Linked DNA regions of Homo sapiens: region 2 is linked to region 1. Evidence: read pairs that join two places in POLR2A ChIA-PET (ENCODE). Cell type or tissue: PC-9. All regions are shown on one strand. Links, peaks and the distances in the headings refer to the core of each region. The heading gives the core; the rest is flanking DNA.

What was found. ChIA-PET counts read pairs that join two places held together with the same protein. Peaks named below come from ENCODE experiments on the same cell type or tissue, not always from the same donor. Only the 100,000 strongest peaks of a DNase experiment are listed, where the experiment ranks them.
Region 2: POLR2A ChIA-PET joins it to region 1 with 6 read pairs; 2 of 35 experiments call an interaction of 5 or more read pairs at or near these places.

What each region holds. Positions count from the first base shown.
Region 1 is chr6:47,301,839-47,307,221 of GRCh38, forward strand. All of the region lies in intron 1 of TNFRSF21 (TNF receptor superfamily member 21), which reads right to left. Among named protein-coding and RNA genes, the nearest start is that of TNFRSF21, 5.4 kb to the right of the region's middle. RefSeq lists an enhancer at 299-398. In PC-9, for the core only: no CTCF peak of the experiment used is centred there; no DNase peak of the experiment used is centred there; H3K4me3 peaks cover 4,541 bases; H3K27ac peaks cover 5,000 bases.
Region 2 is chr6:47,699,442-47,704,824 of GRCh38, forward strand. All of the region lies in intron 1 of ADGRF4 (adhesion G protein-coupled receptor F4), which reads left to right. Among named protein-coding and RNA genes, the nearest start is that of ADGRF4, 3.6 kb to the left of the region's middle. In PC-9, for the core only: no CTCF peak of the experiment used is centred there; DNase peaks (open chromatin) are centred at 790 and 2,050; H3K4me3 peaks cover 1,954 bases; H3K27ac peaks cover 3,379 bases.

The DNA.
Region 1 (5,383 bases), core at 149-5,148:
AATGACCCAGTCTTGGGTATTCCTTTATAGCATCGCAAAACGGATTAACAAAAATATCCAGCTAAATTATTCTGGGGACCTGTTACCATTTGCCTTGGAATCTCTTTCTTCCTTCCCAACACCCCCACCTCTCCTAATCCTGGGCAAGCTGACCTGGCCGTGTATAGGATGAAATCAAACAATGGTCTTGTCCCAAAGGTTATTTGGGAGACCAGAATTCCAACCTGTTTTCCAGGACAAATGATTAAATAATTTCCTCTCACCCTTTGCCTTTTCCTAGTTTACTCAGTCTCTACAACCTACGAAGCGATGTTTAAAAGCTTACTTAAGCGAGTGCTACCAGTCAGTATGATAAACCACACACAAACACATGACCTCTGACACCCCTCAAATCACGGAGTTAAACCAGTTTCTAAGAGACCTGAAATGAAAAGTGAAAAAAGGAAATACTAACAACAGATGGTACAAGCCCGTGCACTTACCCTATACAAATAACTAGGCTGACAGCAAAGAAAACCCTAAAAGGTCCTCAAGTTCTCAGGATAAGTGAGTTGAAACTACATTGCTAAGCAGAACCCATGTCACACCGTTATTCACTAAACAAATATTTTTCAAAATGACCCAAGTAGCAGGAAAGCAAAGGATCCATTCCCTATTTATAACATTTCAATTTGCAGGAGTATCTTTCCATCTTAGCGATGGCACCCTTGCCCGTCAGAGTCACACCATAGGAAAATGCTTACCAATGACTGCACACCCTTCCCTTTCAATCCACACACAGGTTGCTCTCAGTTTATAACCAGCAGTTTTAGCTAAACTTCCAAGCACCATCGTGGAGCAGAACTGCTCATTAAATTTCTGGAAAGAGAATGTTCAACTCTTGGGTAAAGTCATTCTCTTTACAGAAAACAAAATTCTGGTAAATTAAGGTGACCTCTCTCCTACCAACAACTTGCAGAAAAAGCAGTGTGCACAAAGCCACACTGACCTAGATTTAAACCCTCTCTCCAGCAGTTGCCAACTGCATGACCATAAGATTTCTCAAACTCCATTCCCTTATCTGTAAAATGGGGCTAATGCTACTACCTCAAAGACTTGTCACATGTACTGAGATCATTTGCAGAAGGTATTCAACACAATGTCAAAGATAAGTACTCAATAAATAAGAGGCAGTGATAGCAATATCAATGATTAATATTAACACCCACTTGCTTATTCCTCCCCTCTGGGCTTTCAGAGCTGAAGCCCTATTGAATCCACAGCTGCTCTCATTTGATTCCTGGACTCATGGACTCACTCCTCTCCACTCTCCTAAATCCATTAAGCTCATGTTCCTTTTCCCAAAACAGATAGATTTGCAAGGGCACCAAGCAACAGAGCCACACAGCAGTACTGACAGGAGACGAACAAATAGAAAAGTATATAAAGATTAGATAATGAGCCTTGCTATGACTTAGCTTACTAAGTGCCCCCCTTAGTTTTCTTGTTTTTATTTTTGTGTAGCACAAAGTCTTAGGCATAATTTTTAAATATGAAGCCACAGGGCAATGTTCTGATCCCCACCCACACCCTGCTCAGTCCCACACCTGCCTGAGGTCTCTCTGAGCGCAACTTTCCCACCACTGCACACATCTGTCATCTCCAAAGCCAGGATACTGACAAGAAAATCTTCTGGTGGCCTTTAGCACCTCTCAAGAACAGTGAGATCACTACTGCTCACTGATCTCACTGAGATCACTATTGCTTACTATTGCTTTGAGTCAACAGCCTAAGTATCAGTGAACCCCACCTCTGTATAGCCCTCAGTCCTGCCTGTACTCACTGATATCTGCCAGGTTCCTCCTGGGTTATAACCTCTACCCAAGCTCCTCTCCTCTTGGATTCAGGCTAGAAATGAAGGTGGTAAGAAAGCTGGGTGGCAGCATGCAAGCCAATTTAGGATTCCCATTTTATTTTTTGGTATTTGACAAACACAAACACTGGGGCAAGGCCAGTATTTATTCATGATCTCGCCCCTATCCTAAATAATCAAAGCTCAGCAGCTGTTGCTGCTACAGCCACAAGGCCCAGCCTTCTGCTAATGCTAAATGAGGATCCAACTTTGGGAACCAAATTGATTCCTATTATGGCTCCCATTGTCATTCTGTCAAACAGACATATCTTTGCCTAATGGTCCACACTGAGTCAGCTCCAAGTGATCACTGGACACATGCCCAAAGCTCTGAGATAACCTGGGCTCTTCTTGTCACAGAAGAGAAGCACCTGAGTTTGCCAAGAAGTTGCTGGTGACCTGGCATCACCGGAATTTGCCAGGCCTGCTTGGGGAAAGAAAGCCAACAGAATATTAGTGCTTTCTGGAAAATAAGCACAAGGAAAAGTCACTCAATTCATACCAGCCCCTGAATAGTAATGATCTGATAATGCACCGGATCATTTCGTGTCACCAAAAAAAAACCAAAAAAAAAAAAAAGATGTTTATTTAAGGCAATTAGAGTTTACATGCTTTATGAAGGACCAGCTGAACACAAAATTAATTTGCAAACTGTCTATGCAGCCTCCAAAGAGGCTTCACCTCTCATCTTCGTGGATATAGTTGCCTGCAAAGTTAAAGTGTGATGTCTCCACATTCTGGTCTACAATGAAGAAAGGACAAAGACCACCTGCCAGAGCCAGCCCAGAAGCTCCCACCTATTTGTTCTGACCCAATAATAGCATACCTGGAGAAAAGGACTGTCTTCAAACTGCCCCAGAATATACAGCATTAACTGTGCTTACTATATCCTGCTTGATAGACTTTGTCTACATTTAGCCACACTAAAATATGTCATGCAGGAATTTGGTGGATATATGCCTTTTCAAGCCTCCCTTTTTTCCCTTCCCAACTTAAGGTAGTCCTTAAATCCCATTTACGAGGAATTTTTTTTATTGCTGATTTGATTTACTTGTGTAGTTTATTTACACTAGAGGTGTGTTTGTTTTGTACTGGACTTGGGGAAGATTCAAACATATGCCTTCAGAAACAGTTCAGATGACAGAGCTCAATTCCATTATACACATTTTGACTGTAATGATAACTCATGGGGTCGGTCAGGACTCCTGCATTCCAGCACAGGTTCTGCGCTCCCCATTCCTCTGATTAGAAGTTGCTTTCTCTACTGAGGCTAACGTATGTCATTCTCAGATTTGAAAGTCTTTTTTTTCTCTTATTCTCAGACTAAGAGCCAAAGTTACTTCAGGTATTTTAAAGATTTTAACATCAATCATATTTTGTGTATTAAGGTAAGTATACTACATTCATCCAGTGATTCCACATGAGCGAGTAAAACCCAACCAGCACTGGTGATGGCCATGCTCATTTTATATACCATACGAATTGTACCTTCATGGCAAGATCCAAATCCCAATTCATCCCTGGGTTCCCACTGCCCAGAATAGTGCCTCACTTAGAAAGGGTGCTCGATGCAGTTTCATTTGTAAACATGAAAAAGCAGTCACTTCCCCAGTAGAGTATTTTTTTTTCTCTCAACCAAAAAATACAGGGTGTTAAATCAGTATTTTTTATGCTCCCTTCCAGCTTTCACATTCTAGGATTGTAGAGCTAAGATATATAGGAGAGAGAAAATCTTTTGGATATAATATCAGCTCTAATTTAAAGTTCTGCTCGAATTTGCCACCAAGTCTTGACATGATTCAGAACTTCAGCCCCCACCAGACCACTCCACACCTGCCCAAACAGCCAAAGTGAATTGCCAATGTACGAGGTAATGTACTTTGATAAATGATGGTCAGGAGGTAGCACTAAGCTACATGTCTAGTTTCAGTAACAGAGAAAAACACTATTACTTGGCACTTTCTAGGCAAACGCACAGCTGGACAGGCTATAACAGCAAATAGCCCTCTATCTGGAATTCATAATGCTTGCAAAAGAGTTTTCTAAAACTTCAGACCTCATATCTTTACCAATTATGGCTCCCTTCTCTTCTGAGGGCCTCACTGCCAAAATCCTACCTATGCAGTTAAAGCGAGCTCCCCGAGGGCAAGGGGCATCTCTGACTAAGTAGTGTCACTCTGGGCAAGCCATTCTAGAGCATTCCTTATCACTGGCACAAACCTAAAGCTCTCATGGATCTTGTCTCTGCCTTACAGAGATATGATATAGCAAGGGTAAGTGTCTCAGGCAGAATAGTACAATTGGTAAAGTCAAGATGGTGGAAGGTAAGCTTAGATTCTGAAGACAAAGCACAATCATGCACACTAGACTTACTGGGTGTCGAGCAACAAGAATGTTTTGTCCACCTGAGCCCCAGACTTTTGAACCCAGCTCTTGTCTTTCAGTGTATGTTTTACTTTCTATTATCATGCAGACACTCATCAGAAATAGAAGTGCAAGCAGCAAGAATACTTCCTTCCAAAGGCATTCCTGTAATTCTCATTCACGTTCTGTAACAAACCAAACCACCTTCTTAACTTTTCCCCAGTGAGCCTTCTCTGTTGTTACATTTCATTATCAAGCAATTTGGACTTGTGAAACACGCAGTGTGGCACAGGGCTAAGGGAGGACATGAGCTGAAGAGCCAGGCAGTCCTGGGTTCTGGCCCCAGCAATATCACGTGCAAGCTGTGTGGCCTGGGACAAACCAATGAAGTTCTGGGAGCTTCCATTTTCTCAACTATAAAAAGGAGACAATATCACCTGCTTCACAAAGATGCTATGAATAAATGAGATACTGTATACAAAGCACCTGGCATGTAGCAATTGCTCTCTCTATACATATACAATTGCTATATACATGTGTATATATTATATCATATTGTGTACCTATATATTTGTATTTTTATAAGCTTATAGTAAGCTATTTTTCATGCAGTTAGCCGGTCATGACAAACAAAAAGTCATAACACAAAAATGATGACAATAAATATTATCACACAAAAAGGGAGATATTTGAAAGAAGAGCATTAAAAGACATAATAAATAGAACATTTTACTGGGATTATTACTTTTTAATCTAACTGTAATACGTGGGCAGGCCACTAACTTGCCCACCTCCCCCAGTAGTGTTCTGAGTACCCTGCCACGTGTACCCAGGCTCCAGTACCTGATGTCCGTTATGTTCACATGGCCAAGGATCCCAATGGGATAAATACTTCTTGGAACAGTATCATGAGATCATCATTTTATACATTAACAAAGCCTGTGCTGTGGACTTGGGCATGCAGAATAAGAATGTGAAAGACAAAAGGCATTTCCTCCCCACCCTGGATGGGGATTATAACATAGTCTCTACTGATTCCTGGCACACCCTCCAGTCACCCTTCAGGATGAAGGGCTGAACCTCATGCCATTTCATGAATTTACCTGAAGTCTTTTTAGCATAGCTAGC
Region 2 (5,383 bases), core at 51-5,050, 400 kb after region 1:
TGGGCGTATAAATTTCTTTAAAATTTTATAAGTATCAAGATAGTTGGTGAGATATCTAGATGTCTTCTAACTCTGAAATTGTCTTCCAACTCTGAAATTATGTGATTCTTGAAACCTATCAGAATCTGAATCCAGATTCCAATTTTTAGAAGAGATGCTGGGCTACAAACAGATTGGCTGGAAGCCATCTAAAGTAGCTAAAGATGAGATGTTTCTGATTCTAATAGTTCTTTTCTATCTTTCTTTCCCCCAAGGCTCTATGTGAAGCATTTCTTCCATGGCAAGGGAGAACTCTAAGGGTAACTAAATAGATTCTGCTATGAGGGCAAGAGATACTGGGTCTTAAACACATAAACAACTCGTTTATCCATCTGATGTTATAATCAGAGTTCTAATTATACTACTGGAACAGAGGAAACAGACAGACAGTTATAGAATTAGGGGAACAACACACACACACATACACACACACACACACACACAGACGACACACCCCCCCCCCCAAAATGTGGGTCACTTAACTCTTAGGTTCCTTGCCCTCTAGTTAACCTCTTTGGATTGGTTGTTCCCATCAGACAATGGTCTGGCCTGGGAGTAAGAGGCGAATTGCCACCTTGAAGACTGGCAAAAAAGTGAGAAGAGGCACTCCCTCTCACCTTGTGGTACAGTTCCGGGGAGAGGAACCCTTTGGGAAAGTATTTCCTTGATTCACAAATATTCTTGGCCATTCACCTTAGGGTGTTTTGCATGAACAGGTTTGCGAGATCACACCTTCTGATGCATTCCTTCCTGACTGACTACACTTACAGTTCCCAGCTGACCTTTTAAAATTTTCTTTGGGAGTCCTGATGTCAGGCCGCACTCAGCGTGTTCAGACGGGTAGGGAGTACTCAGTCTGTGTGAGTCATCCCCTACAATTCCATCTGGCATGTTTCAGAAAGAAGCTCCAGTACCCAGACAGACTCACTGTAGTTTTAAATTCCAACTCATTCAGAAAATCTGCTCCAGGTACAAGCAAGATGGGACAAATAGGAGATGGTGTTTCAGAACAGCTGGGGTCATCTGGGTCTGTCTGGAGAAATAGGGTTTTATTAGTTCTGACTTATGGAGACAGTGTGGAAAAAGACACATGCATTGTTATGACACCCTCTTGTGCCCATGGCGGACATCCCTAACCTGGCATGGCATTATTTCCTGCTCAATTCTTTTTTCACATAAGGCTCCAGGCAGTACAATAAAGAGGAGGTCCACAGTAGGACTGGCATCTACTTAAGTCACCAGGTTCCAAAATCATCTAGAGTTGCAAACGTGCTCACCTGACCCTCTGAGATAGAAAAGTTGCCTCATGATTTTAAAGCAAAAACTTCAGATGCTGATGTCACTCTGCAGGAATCATTTCCCAATTCATTCACTTATACAACAAATGTTTACTGAGTGTCTATTCTGTATCTTATCCTCTGCTGGGTGCTGAGGATAGAGAAACATCAGGTGTTTACATTTTTTTGCCTATTTCACTAGGTGTGGCCTAATTTCTCTCAGGCTCTGGGGGGGAAGAGCACAAATTGTTGTGCTCTGTTGACCCATTGTGATTAGAATTTAGGCAGCGGTGTGAAAGTCGCTGATTACTGTAAACTTGATGGAGAGGTAGATCCTTAGACACATTCACCCTGGGACAATCAGGTCTAGCTGTGTTTGCCTGTAACTCTCTGAGGCCAGCAAATGTTATTTTCTTTGTAATGACCAGCAAATGTTATCTTTTTCTTTGTAATGACCATGTTAGAGCAGGGAGCCTGGCCTCCATTCAGCAGGCTTGAATTGCTTTTTAGTACTGTGTGAAAAACAAAGGTGAATTATAGTGGGTAATTAACACTTTTATAATCATGCACAGAAAGAGGCGGGTTATGGAAGTGGAGGAGAAGGAACCTGCGACGTGACTTTTTCAGGTCCCAAGAAGCTGCGTTTCTAGGTGGCTTAGTTGCTTTTATCTCTGAAATAAATCATCTTGCAGACACCTTGGGAAGGAGATGTGGAGCTGCCCTTATTGGGTGACTAGTATAGCAATTGGAGGGAATTTATAAATGACTAACCCTTTATTTACCTTCTTGCCACAGATAGCCTCAGGCAAGAGTTCTTTTGCTTCTTGTTTTCTCTTTCACTTTTTAATTCTTCATTTCTGAAACTGATTTCTTTCTTGTGGTCACCCAAGCTTTGCTGTGAATGACTTAAAGAGCTCCCATGAACATATCAGCACAGTGACGGGCATTAGGTAGATGCCCAACAAATACATGTGTAGCCTAAGTCTGGATAGATTAATGTGTTTTCCTCCAAGATAACATATTGTGATGGAATAGCAGCTTGAAACTCCTCAAGGCATTTCTGATTACTTATTTATTTTTATTTTTATTTCTTGAGACAGAGTTTCACTCTTATTGCCCAGGCTGGAGTGCAATGGTGCAATCTCAGCTCACTGCAACCTCTGCCTCCCAGGTTCAAGCGATTTGATTCTCCTGCTTCCGCCTTCCAAGTAGCTGGCATTATAGGTATGCACCACCACGCCTGGCTCATTTTTTTGTATTTAGTAGAGAGGGGGTTTCACCATGTTGGTCAGGCTGATCTCAAACTCCTGGTCTTAGGTGGTCCACCCGCCTTGGCCTCCCAAGGTGCTGGGATTATAGGCGTGAACCACTGCGCCTGGCCTAGAATTTCTGATTATCAAGTGAATTGGTAAATCCTGGGTGAAACAGTTTTCTTACTACAAGAAATCTCAGAACCTTTGATATGTGTTCATGCCTGTTTGTGTGTGTGTCTGTGTGTGTGTTGGGGGGAGTTGGGCAGTGGTGTTACCCATCGTTTCCCAAACTGATATGACCATGGAACCCCTTTGGCTTTTATGAGACCAGTCTTCCACAGAAACCCATGTGAGGACACAAGGCCTTGGTCAAATACAGTAGACACAAAAGCCTCCGTTGTTTGCCTACTAAAAGTAGAGCAGTCCCACTCCCCGAATTCAAAGAAAATTAGGTCAGTCTATATAAATGCCTTCAAGGTTAAATTTTTCTTCTGTTCCATTTTCTTTAACCTTTTTGTGCCTGCTACAAATGGTTGACAAACAAATGGTGGATAATATGCATCAACCTCAAACATAAATATGTCTTGTTCCAGCATTATTCTGTCACAATTACTGCTTGCTGTTTTTGTTTCCCCTCACTGAGTACTAGAATCTTGATTTAAATGGAGACGTCTCTTCCCAACAAAGTGTTTTTCTGCCACCATACACAGAGGGTTTATAAAGATAGAGAATATAAGAGAATACACAATTTTGTTGACAAACTGAACAGAATGTAGAACCAGAAGTCAATAAATGGAATAAAGGTAATTTAAGGAGAATATGCCTGGAACAAGTCTGGATTCTCCACATAGGATAGGATCTAGCACTGGCTGTCCACTCTTTACCAGAAACTGGTATGTCCCTCACCTGGGTGAGTTAGCCCCCATCAGGCTCCCATATGAAAGCTTCTTCTTTAGGTACTGACCATGGTTTGCTTATATCCATCTGGACAATTCTCACTCTTCTTGTTACATTTAATTTAATATTTAGGTTTTGCATGCTTGTTCTTTTCTTTCCCTCATCCTTTCAGGAGACCACTCACTACATATAGACATGTGCTAGGTGCTGGAGAGATACTATATTTGTGTTTACTGAAACTTTTCAGTTTGGAATGTTGATAAACTCCAATTCACTTTAATTATTAATCTTTATCAGTGGTAGATCTAAGGATGTGTGTTTCCTCCTTTACATTCTATAAAATATCAACCATGGATGAATTAGGAGGATAAATTATGCTGCCAAAGCTTTTAATAAAATTTTAAATTCTTCATTCTCAGAATCCTTAAGCTCTTCTCTGCAGAGGACTCTGGCTTTTGGCCTTAGCTACATTTGAATTCTGAAAGGAGGGATCCCATTCGACCCTTTCTGGTGAGAAGAGAACCAACCAAATTAGGGCTAACCTGAAAATGTCTATCTAATCCATCGCTGCCAATCAAACTGGGCTAAAATAAAAATGCTATGATTCCTCTTGGGTAATGTCACTGAATATTCTCCCCCAACATTTGTAATATCGGAAGGAAATTTACTATATAAATTACCATCCCAAATGGTATATAGTTACATATGCCAGACTATAGAAACATGAATGATCAAGTAGCAAATTAATTAATCAAAACCCTTCAGCCATTTGTGCTTAGTTCAAATTCATGTATTTTATGGTCACGCTTATGATTTCATATTACATATATATTTTATGCTAGTAAAAGTTTTTATTTATGTACATATATGAAATGTATCATTATTCAATATTGTTCCACAAAGCATGATTTGCAGAAAATGTCATAGCTGTTGGATCCTTTACTCCCTGAACACGTTCAGGAGCTGTGTGCAGCTGGAGGCCTAGCACTAGTTGGAGAGACATTTTTAGACTTCACAAATGACATCACATCATTATGCCAAATACTTTCTTTCAACAAGGTTAGCTCAAAACAAAACTCCTATATTAAAGGTAATGGACAGTAAACATGACCCTTCTCCTGAAGCCTCAGATAACAGGTGCTATTCTTTTTTTTTTTTTGAGACGGAGTTTTGCTCTTGTCACCCAGGCTACAGTGCAATGGCATGACCTCAGCTCACTGCAACCTCCTCCTCCTGGGTTCAGGCGATTCTCCTACCTCCCAAGTAGCTAGGATTACAGATGCCCACCACCATGCCTCGCTAATTTTTGTATTCTTAGTAGAGATGGGGTTTCACCACGTTGACCAGGCTGGTCTCGAACTCCTGACCTCAGGTCAGCCTCCCAAAGTGCTGGGATTACAGGGATGAGCCACTGCACCCGGCAGCAGGTGCTATTCTTTACAAATGCCTCCCTTCGTCTCGCCTTCACCCATTTTAGTGCACATTTCTGACTATGATCTGAAATGTGGAGAGGAATTGGGTTTGCCTTCAGCATCGGTCCTATTATTTGGTCCTGAGAATAGGTTTCTTTTCTCCTTGACACACACACCCTGTGAAGAAGACTTCAGTATAATTGTGAAGGCTAGCAAAGAGAAAGGATTAAAGTGATCACTTTAATGAGAGAAGTGAACAATCTTCAGCTTGATAATCAAAATGAATCTTATAGTCTGTATCTGTTTTTCAAACTGCAGGTTACAATCCATTAGAGTCTTGTGAATTAAACTTAGTGGGTGACAACTAGTATTTGAGAGAATGTCAAATAGAATAGAGAAGAATGTAAGATAAAAATATTGGATATATCAGAGTTCTTGCTTGTAGGTAGCAAAGATAAGTATTTTTACATAAAAATCGTAAAGATAAAAATTATGCTTTTTTGGT